2 separate regions of the Homo sapiens genome follow, and region 1 is linked to region 2. Evidence: read pairs that join two places in POLR2A ChIA-PET (ENCODE). Cell type or tissue: Panc1. All regions are shown on one strand. Each heading gives the region's core, and the rest is flanking DNA. Links, peaks and the distances in the headings are about the cores only. Region 1 overlaps VGLL4 (vestigial like family member 4). Region 2 overlaps ATG7 (autophagy related 7).

Region 1 (5,380 bases), core at 63-5,062, 250 kb before region 2:
CTATTTTCCTTATTATGAGAGTTAACATTATTTTAACACCAGAATAAATACAGAGGAAATGAAGGAAAGCACAGCAAAATTTGAGTGGTGTTTATAGTGAATTGTTGATGTCCTAGTGGTTTTCTCAGTGTAAACACTGCACACATCTGGTCTGAACTCCAGAGGGTGTTTTGAAGATGGGCATAAATCACACACGGGATTTTTTTGTAGGAAAAGTTGGAAAGGTTATGGTTCTTTAAAATCCAACACTTGGACTTGGAGAATATTCGTTTTAAACATATCAGCTCCCCAGCATTCCAGGGAAGTTGTTTGGAAAATGGAATGTACTGTTGGTAGGCAACATTTGATTTCATTTAGGGCACAGTCAAGTTTCATGCCCCTTAAGAATAAGGGACAAATTAATTTTATGACATTTTAGTTTTAAAAATTAAGATGCGGATGGTTAATTATTCTTACCAGCTAAATTATACCATATTCCTTAGTTGTATGAGACATAGCTCTACTCTAAAATAAACCATGTGTCTGGTCTTTTTTTTTTTTTTTTTTTTGGTGATGAAGTCTCGCTCTTGTCCCCCAGGCTGGAGTGCAATGGCGCGATCTTGGCTCACTGCAACCTCTGCCTCCCGGGTTCAAGCCATTCTCCTGCCACAGCCTCCTGAGTAGCTGGGATTACAGGTGCCTGCCACCATGCCCGGCCCATTTTTGTATTTTTAATAGAGATGGGTTTCACCATGTTGGGCAGGCTGGTTTCAAACTCCTGACCTCAGGTGATCCACCCACCTCAGCCTCCCAAAGTGCTGGGATTACAGGCATGAGCCACCGCACTCAGCCTGTACTGTCTTTCTTAAACCTCTCTTGTGACTTAATACGCAAATCGATCTTTTTAGCCGTTTACCTTGTAGCATACAAGGTCTTCCTTCCTGACTGACTCCATATTGCTTAGATGTGGACTCCCTCCTTGGTAACTGCTTCCTGGCTCCTGCCCTCCACCATAGTTGTCTGCAAGAATAACTGAAAAGAATAAAGGGAAAAAGTTAACCACAATTAGCAGGTTTGGGGTGGGAGAAGGAGACGTTAGGGAGAGGGCCGGAAGAATCGAAGTCTGGCTGACTTCTGGAAGCTAACTAATTCCCTTCACTAATGATGAGCGGATTAGTAGAACTGGGCTTGTGCTATGTGTTCAGAACCTCATGGCTTATTACTACCGTACTCAGCAATTAACCACTGCGTCCATCACCCCACTGAATGCTCAGATGATACCCACTTGAAGCCCAGTTTTGCCTCTGTCTCCATGCAAAGGTCATAGGCCAACCCCAGCCCTCATTTTTTCCCTCCTCTGAACACCTGAGAATACCTTACTAGACTGGCGAAAGCCTCGTGAAGGCAGAGCATTCTGTCTTGGTGACCGCTGCATCCCTGAATCCTAGCACAGGGTCTGAGTGGGCTTTCAGGAAGTGGTTTAGAATGAAGGCTGACTCAAAAAAAAATCAGTGCAAGCTCTCAATGGCAGCTGTAGTTGCTCCTGTATAATTTAATACTTGATTATATACTGCCTTGTATTCTCTATCTAATTATTGCAGAGCTATCCAGGGCCTCAGACATCATCTAATACCTTTGCCTTGTTTTCACCAAGGAAAGTGAGGCTCAGAGAGGGAAACTCTGTTTTTCAGAGAGTTGATTTAGTTTATTTAGAAAGTTTGTGGCAGGATTGAATTGAGTTTTGACTCTTCTATGAATCTTCTATGCCGTGCTGCCTCTCCAGAATTATTTCATGTCTTTTTTTTTTCTTTTGAGACGGAGTCTTGCTCTGTCGCCCAGACTAGAGTGCAGTGGCGCCATCTCCACTCACTGCAACCTCTGCCTCCCGGGTTCAAGTGATTTTCCTGCCTCAGCCTCACTAGTAGCTGGGATTACAGTAGGTGCCCTGCACCATGACCAGCTAATTTTTGTATTTTTGGTAGAGGTAGGGTTTCACCATGTTGGCCAGGCTGGTCTCAAACTCCTGATCTCAGGTAATCCGCCCGCCTTGGCCTTCCAAAGTGCTGGGATTACAGGTGTGAGCCACCGCGCCGGGCTTATTTCATGTCTTATCTCCTCATTAGCTCCGTGATGTTAGGGTCATGCCCCGTCCTGGGTGCCCTCACGGCCTAGCACGGGGATAACACCCTGGATTACAGCACACAGTGGAGCCTCTCCCACTTCTCCTTGCTCTGAAGCCAGTTGCTGGTCCAAATTCCGAGGCTGTTGTGATGTTGGGGAAAGGGTAGGTGAGACACCTCTGAGTGACCGGCCTCGCTGGAAGGTGCTCTTCGTGCTGCTCTGGCACTGGGCTTGCTTTCCTTTTGTCTGCCTGTGCAGAGGAGGAGGCCTGCGTGGATGCCAGCTCCAGAGCCAGTCCCCAGGGAGCAGGGACAGGGACAGGTTAGACCACGGGCTTTCCTCAAGATCGCTGTCGCTGCACTGACATCATCCCTGGGGCTGAGACCTGGGTCTGAGCCCTGGCTGGCTGGGGCTTTACACTGCTGGTAGCGATACTTTAATTATGGGTTAAGAGCCATTAGTGTGTAATTTGGTGGAAGAATTCTCTCCTTTTAATTTAATAGCGTGATTTATATTGGGAGAAAGTAGGAATACATTGCATAGTGTGATCCTCTCAAAGCTTAAGAGCGAATTATTCCGACTTCAAGCTTTAGAACGGTTCATTGTTTTAGGCACAGTTATCCCTTGTTTCATCACGGGCAACTTTTAAATTAATTTTCTGGAATGGAAGGGAAGACGCACACTGGAGAGTTGCTGAGTTCAGTGAGACCCTGTGATCTTTTGTTTTCCACCAGTCTAACCACCAGCGGTTGAGTGGAGTCCTGGCTTCATTGTTCTTTGTCTAATGAGCTCAGAACCTTCAGGAAACTTAGGAGGCTTGGGTAGGTGAAAAGGCCACAGCGCAGGGCCATTTCGTACCCTCTCCTGGTCCCCAGCCCTGCATATCAAGTGACGAGCTCTTGATCTGGGATGTATTCCGAGGTAGAACATCTGTAACTGTTTTGCTGTGGAAAGTCATTTTACTTTAGCTTTTTACTTGCAGGAAAGGATAGGGAGTGGGGGCCAGTGGGGGTTAGGGAGGAAGGGGGAGACAGAGAGAGAGAGAAAGAAACTAGGAGGAGCTTGGTTAGTAAAACATGCCCAGGTGAGCCCAGGAGCTCTGCGAGAGAGCTGGCCTGGCTGGTGTCTTTCTCCTAATTACAGTTTGTGAAGGAAGGTGTGATTATACCCTTCCTTCCAGCTCCCACCCTTGTTTCTCAGCCCGCTTCTCGAAAGATTATTGTACTTGGCTGTTTATCTCTTGGAGCCTACACTTGGCTCCTTCTGGAGGCCAGGTTTGTCTTCCTCCCTCCTTCCTCCGTTCCCTATTGTCTGCGTGGCCTTGTATTCCTAGGGTGCCTGGATGTGTTGCTGTGAAGATTTTTTAAAACATGCGGTAAAGATAGAAAGCAATCCTCCTTGGCACGTGAGGAGATTCCAAACTTCTCAATATAGCTTAGTTCTCCCTGACTGTGAGGATGTTGCAGAAAACTGGATTTTTTCAGGAAGAAATTAGATCCAGATTTAGCACTTACGCATGTACACAAATATATAAAAACAGTCGGACCAGGGAATGTTTCTGGCGATCTTTGTCATCTCAAAGTATCTGACGTTTATTCAGTGGCGGTTTCTATTTAGTGGTATTTATTATTGCACATTGAAGCTCATGGCAACTGTTTTTTAAGACTTGCTCTGCATTGTATTCCAAAACAGTTTTCTCTCCGTCTTTTATTTTTTAATGAACTCATGTGTCATTTCCCACCCCCCAACTCCACAACAAAATCCTAACCGTGGTTGCTTATTTTTAAAAGCAGGACCTGAAAATGATTTTGCTTTCTTCATTTGCTCTCCTTTCCTTTCTGAATGTTACATGTTCTGTAAGTTCGAAGGAATTATTTTTGTCACTTTGCTTTGCTGTCTTGCCTTTTCTGCATTGTTGTTTAATTCTGTTGATTGTTTTAATTTCAAGGTATTATGTATAGAATGTTTTAATCCTATCAATGTGAATCATGACTAGTTGAAAGAATGTTTATTTACTCTAAATGAAATAGAGAATCTATTCTTAAAAGTCCTCTTTAATGTGTTGCTATGCATAGGATCGTTCCAAACTCTTAATATTTCACTCTTTTGTTTGCAAAGAAGTCTGTAAACATGACAAACTGAAATATATCTAGTAAGTGATTAGAGAAAACTTAGTACTAGTACCATTTTGTTATCCATTCTGTTATTAAACATTTATGGAATGCCTATACTCTACTAAGAAATGTATTAGGGATCGATCTCTCAACATGTTTTATAATGAAATATACATACAGAAAAGTGTATAAAAATGTGTATTTTATGGTTAGAGAAATGAACAACCCGGTGACTATGGCCAGGTCAAGAAATAGTAAATCGCCCCTTCCAGGTATTATCTTTTGATCAGATCCCTCCCAGCCCCAAGAGTTCACCACAGTTGTAACTTGCTTTTCTTTATACCTTTACTACCATGTGTCTAATTCTAAACAAATTCTAGCTTTTTTTTTTTTTTTACCCTGTATAGGGAGATGCCTGTATGCCTTCTTTTGTATCTTTTTTGTGAGATCTTTTAAAGTAGTGCACACATCCTGAGAGGTTGTTTTCTCCATGTGAAGCCAGCGTCTCTTTGAGTGTGAGAACTCTTGGCTGTGGGATATACAGACATTATATACAGATAATATATGTCCCAGCTTCCCTTCTCATTCATCTGTAGCTCCACTGTTTATTAAACAGAGTTGGTGATACTTTGGGAAGAACTTTTTTTTCAGTTAGTATTTTGTTCACATTCTTCATCACCTGTTGAAGCCCTCCCACCATCCTTGGTGTAATGGAAAACTAGGAGAAAATTCTGCACAGTTTTGGAGAATGCAACATGGGGGACACTTCCGGAGATACATAGCTTACTTAGGGCCTGAACAGCGACTTTCCTGCTGCATTAATAAACAATTTGCTTAAAGGCTGAGATGTGTTACAAGTCAACTTTGTTGCTGTGCCAGGTTTCTTTGGATCTTAATCCAGGGACTTTTGGATACATAGAAAAAGCTTAAATTGCTCCAGTATCCAAACAATACCCTATATTGTATAGAGATGGCTGTTAGAGAGCAGCACGTTTCTAAAACAATACTCTGCATTATGCACCATCTAAAATTGTGAATGAAAAAGAATTACTCATGTATTGCTCTTGATTTTTATTTTATATCTGTTTTGCATGAAAATAGTTTCCTGTTAATTCTTCTTGGCTAATGATTTGATTTTAATAGAGTGAATTCCAGACTCTAATGGT
Region 2 (5,380 bases), core at 111-5,110:
ATCACCTTCCTCCTATTTGGAGAAGACCCAATAAAAGTCCTTTTGTGTAAACATGCTAGTGGTGGACTCTGTTCTTGTCTATACAAAATACCTTTAATACCTTCACTTTTACTCTTCCCCCCCTACCTTTTTTTTTTTTTTTTTTTTTTTTTTGAGACAGAGTCTCGCTCTGTCGCCCAGGCTGGAGTATAGTGGTGTGACCTCCGCTCACTGCGAGCTCCGCCTCCTCGGTTCACGCCATTCTCCTGCCTCAGCCTCCCGAGTAGCTGGGACTACAGGCGCCCACCACCACGCCCGGCTAATTTTTTGTATTTTTAGTAGAGACGGGGTTTCACCGTGTTAGCCAGGATGGTCTCGATCTCCTGACCTCGTGATCTGCCCGCTTCGGCCTCCCAAAGTGCTGGGATTACAGGCGTGAGCCACTGCACCCAGCCCTTTCATTCTTGAACGGTATTATCTGCTGGGTTTAAAATTGTGGGATGCGTTTCTTTCCTTCAGCACACTAAAGAAGTTATTTCCATTGTCATGTGGCTCACACTCTGCAAGTCAACTGTAAGCCTGACCATCATTCTTCAGAAGTTAATGTCTTTTCCCCATCCCCCACTGCTTTTAAGATGTCTTTATATTCCATTTTCTGAAGTTTGATTATGATGGGTCTTGGTGTGGATTTAGTTTTATTTGTACTGTTATAAATTTGTTGGGCTTCTTGGATTTGAGGCTTCAGGTTTTTCATTTGTTTCAAAAAAAGTTTATCTATAATCCCATTCAATGTTGCTATAGAACCATTATTTCTTTTTTTCTAGATTTCCAATTATGACTGTTAGACTTTCTCACTCTATCTTCTACCTTTTTTATATTTTCCATCTTTGTGTATACAGTGCTTCACTCTGAAGTTTCTTCTAACCTATTTTCCATTTCACTAATTTGCTCTTTAGATGTATATAATTGCCTATACACCTATTCATTTTGTTTTTGAATTTTCAGTTCTAGATTTCAGTTTTTTAAATCTGGAAAGCCGTATTTTAGAGTTTCCAGTCCCCAATACAACTAAAATTTGGGCTTTTACTTCCTTTAATGCTGTAAGAATAGTATTTCATAGTGTATGTCTAATAAGTACAATATCTAGAATCTCTGTATGTCTGTATTTCTTTTGTCTTTGCTTCTGCCAACTCTCACTTATGGTACCTTCTCTTCTTGTGTGCCTGGTTACCTCTGTGGCTGGATATTGTAACAGCAAAATTATCTATATAAATAATTTTAGGACTAGGATCATATTTCCCTCTAAGATTTCATTGCTTTTACCTGGCAACTATGGGCATTAGCTAAATAGAATTATCTTAATGCAAGGAAGCCTTACGGTTTCCGGGCCACTTAAATAATGTGAAATTGTTACAGCCAATGTGAGGGATGGTTTACACCCACTTCACCCTTACTCCTAGGTGTATCTCTTGATAGAGTTCCAACCCAAAGTCAAGAATGATTTATAAGGGTTCTCAGGCTTGAAAGCACCCAGACTACAAGTTTTATCTCCTTCACCTTGAAAGGACACTAAAGGTGTGGCTCACGCTCTCAACTTCCTTTTCCTGATCAGCAAATGGCCATAAAACAAAAAATTGCCCTAATACTACGGCTTTGCTCCTCTGTGCTTACATTCTCTCTCAAAGCTCAACTCAGAATCTCCTTATAATAGTGATTTGATGTTTAAGAAGATTTTTAGAAGCAACTGATCCAGTTTCTTAAGGTGACTTCAGTAAGAGAGCTGGTTTAAATCACCTGTCCTATCACTAGTTAAGACAGAAATCTCCCAGCATTCTGTTATATAATATATCCTTAGTACATGGTCTTACCTTGGCAATAACTGCCCCAAGGTGAAAAAGTTCTATGGTATTCTTTGAAGAATAGTAATAGCTCTTCTTGGTAGTAACTTGCCCTTATAGTACAGAGGAACTATAAAGGATGAGAGTTCGTTCAAGTTATAGTTCCTGTAATTTACTCATTCTATGACCCTGGACAACGATTTGTGTATAAAATTGAGTGGGGGATACAACATCTCCACAATACCAGAATATCAAATGAAAGAATGCAAAAAAGCTTGAAAAAGCCTACAAAGCTGGCCGGGCATGGTGGCTTATGCCTGTAATCCCAGCACTTTGGGAGGCCAAGGGAGGAGGACTGCTTGAGCTCAGGAGTCTGAGACCAGCCTAGGCAACATGGCGAATCCCTATCTCTACAAAATATACAACAATTAGCCTGGTGTGGTGGCATGCACCAGTATTCCCAGCTACTTGCGAGGGTGAGGCACGAGAATCCCTTGAACCTTGGAGGTGGAGGTTGCAGTGAGCCAAGATCGCACCTCTGCACTCCAGCCTGGGCAACCGAATGAGACTGAGATAAAAGAAAAAAAAAACCTACAAAACTATCAAAAATTATCATTCTCTTCTCTCTTCTCTGCCCCATGGTGAGCCATTCATCAATGGCTCTGACTAAAACACCATGGCAGGCCAAAGGTCAGTTGACATTTCAAGTCACTCATGAATGGCTGGCAACATTATACAAGACATAATATTTCCAGGGTCAAATAAAGAGATACCTATTATCTGTAATTTATTTTTAAATATTTCTGAATACACAGTATGAATGCATGCAAGTATGTGGGAAGACACACAAACCCTTTCTCCCTCCCTCCCTCCCTTCCTCTTATGGGTAGCTAGTTAGTATCTGAGGTACCCTAATCAGGAGTGCATACCCCAGGTGTGGCTATTACAAAAGCATCAGCTACAGCTTTGAAATCTATACTAGAGGATTTCCTCACAAGTATAAAGGATGGTAGAAATAATTTTTCCGATGAAAACAATAGAATTCAATATATATATGTGTTGGCTGGAAATACTGTACAGGGATCTCTAACCTTGCATATATACGTGGGTTATAAGAATCTGGCAAACCAGGCAGCCTAACACTTTCTGCAGTGGCACTCTGGTCCTGGGTCTGGACACTTAACAGAGGATTCCATCACCTGCGCCAATGAAAAGTTTAGATGTGTCCTGTATTGAGAATTTTTCTGCATCTGTTTCTACCTAAACTTTGACGTGAGATACATACCCAAAGGACAGGTTGGGGCTTTTCCCAGTCCACAGGAACATGCTGAATGACTAACTTTTGTGCCTGCTTGCTAATGTTCTTATCTGTGGCAAAATTTAGTCTGAGACTTGACTTTATTGTTACAGATCACCTGGTAGCATAACTTCTAATATAGGACGTTACCAGTTTCTACCAAACAAACAAAAAACTTGCACCATTAGGAGCCACAAAATCAGTTCAGCTCAGTTTGCAACAATTGTGGTGCATCAAATTTCCTAAATGAAGCCTGTTGGGACATAACCTCAAAGCCGGAATATTATGATTCTGATCAAGCTGATATACATATTTGCCATCCCAGGCCCTCCAAGAGAAAGGCTGTTTCTCTTCAGTGGGAAAACCACAGGAAGCTACAGAGACAGCCTTGGGGTGTGGGTTTTGCTGGGCCTGGGTGCCTGCCAAAAATACCATCGTTCTGTTTCTTGGCCCCTAGAATGCAATGATACCTAAGCTTTTGTTTTTTTGTTTTGTTTTGTTTTTTTTGTTTGTTTTTTTAATGATTTCCCCAAAACCACCTGGACTCTGTATTCTACTCAAAATGATGTCATTTAAAGAATATCTGTATTCAAGGGAATATATGGGAGAAAGCTACCCTACTTCAAGTAAATGCAAACCAGAAATATTTGCATTTTCAAAACAGCACTGTCTTGGATTCTTAGCAGCTGCATGTCCCTGCCCTCCAAATGTTTCTTAAAATACTTAAGCTGAGAATTAACCAAAATGGGAGATGAACTATGTTTGTCATAAACAGTTTGAGAAAAAGCTTTTAAACTCTCAACCCCCAGCCTGCATCTGTGCTAAAGGACACCTAGAAGTTGCTCTAGCCCACATGACTTTCAAGATGCTACAGTCTGAAACATGACCATAAGAAATACATTCCTCTGGGTATCAGCATTCCCTTTTCAAAGGACAAGATTTCCAAAGACAGCCTGAAGGAGCCTAACCAATTAAGTCCTCGAAGCTGCTAAAAATTTAAAGTGAAATTACCCCCCCCCCAATAAGTACAATGGAATTCTATGCATATGAATCCTACCACATCACTGTCTGAGAGATGATTAATATGGTAGAAAAGTGAACAAGAAGTTGGAAATCCTGGACTTTCATGTAATTTCTCTGAGCCTAATGCTCTCTCCATCTGATAGACTGGGAAGCGCTCTTGCTAGCCAATTCATAAGACACTGGAAAGGGATACTGGGAAAACATCCATAAAACGATGCCAAAGGAACAGAGAAATGCTGTAGCACTTGAAAAGATTAAACCAAGTCCTCCCTGCCCATGTTGCACTGGCTTCCAACCCATTTATAGCTGCGGTAGAAAAAGCAAGATGATTGAGGCTGTAAAAAGGCTTCCAAGAAGCAATGTGGGACAGGGACAAGAACCGCTGTGCTGGCAGGCAGGCATCACCCTGAGCCCAGCACTGCCATGCTGGTTCTCTTCTGTCCCTGCCTCTAACAGCACAGAGAAATTCAGAGGGAACACAGACAAGAAAACTCTCCCAAGATTTATGCCAGCTCATCTAAAGTCGTAGGCTTAACATTGGCCACAGACACCTGCACAGATCTTCAGCCTCCAGGAAATGAGAATTCATCCTTCCCCATCAGTGCATGCTCCGGGGAACATTAAACCTCAGCTTCATTTAGGTTAATAATTAAGCTCCTAGATTTACAGCTGTCATGAAAAGAAAAGGGAAAAGGAAAGAAAAAGAAAAAGAATCTAAAAACTTGCACATTAGTATTTGCTCACATCTTGAGGCCAGGCCCTTTTTTGTTCCCCTCCTTTTTTGTCAACTTCTAAAGATGGAAAGTTTTTTATGGCTGTAAATGACAAAAATGAGTATATTCAGGAAAGGAAATGGGAACGGCACCTGATCTCTGTTCAGACAAAAGATCAACGGAAAACACTGACAGTGCCAACTACATGACACCCATCACACGAGCTCTTATTCCAACTTCATGGCTATGGTACTGCAACTACATCATACCTGAGGAAACTGAAGCTCAAAGTTTGAGATACTTGCTCAAGGTCACATGGTTAGTGGGTAGCAGATAAAGCCAGTGCTCACTGCTGCTGCACTAGTCATATCAAAATGTCCTGCCAGCTCTTAGCTCAAAAGATAGGATACTTTTGAATTCCCTTCTAACGTTCTCATTTGTTCACACCCATGTGCCATTTTAAGCCTTGCAGTACTTTAACTTGCAGTTTTTTAAAAATTTCCTGCAAATTGCTCATTCTCTTTATTCAC

Evidence for each region. ChIA-PET counts read pairs that join two places held together with the same protein. Peaks named below come from ENCODE experiments on the same cell type or tissue, not always from the same donor. Only the 100,000 strongest peaks of a DNase experiment are listed, where the experiment ranks them.
Region 1: POLR2A ChIA-PET joins it to region 2 with 18 read pairs; 9 of 35 experiments call an interaction of 5 or more read pairs at or near these places.

Annotation. Positions count from the first base shown.
Region 1 is chr3:11,636,287-11,641,666 of GRCh38, reverse strand. All of the region lies in intron 1 of VGLL4 (vestigial like family member 4), which reads left to right. Among named protein-coding and RNA genes, the nearest start is that of VGLL4, 4.9 kb to the left of the region's middle. RefSeq lists an enhancer at 1,713-2,664. In Panc1, for the core only: no CTCF peak of the experiment used is centred there; no DNase peak of the experiment used is centred there; H3K4me3 peaks cover 4,597 bases; H3K27ac peaks cover 4,957 bases.
Region 2 is chr3:11,390,713-11,396,092 of GRCh38, reverse strand. The region is part of intron 19 of ATG7 (autophagy related 7); the gene reads right to left. Among named protein-coding and RNA genes, the nearest start is that of ATG7, 120 kb to the right of the region's middle. In Panc1, for the core only: no CTCF peak of the experiment used is centred there; no DNase peak of the experiment used is centred there; H3K27ac peaks cover 2,962 bases.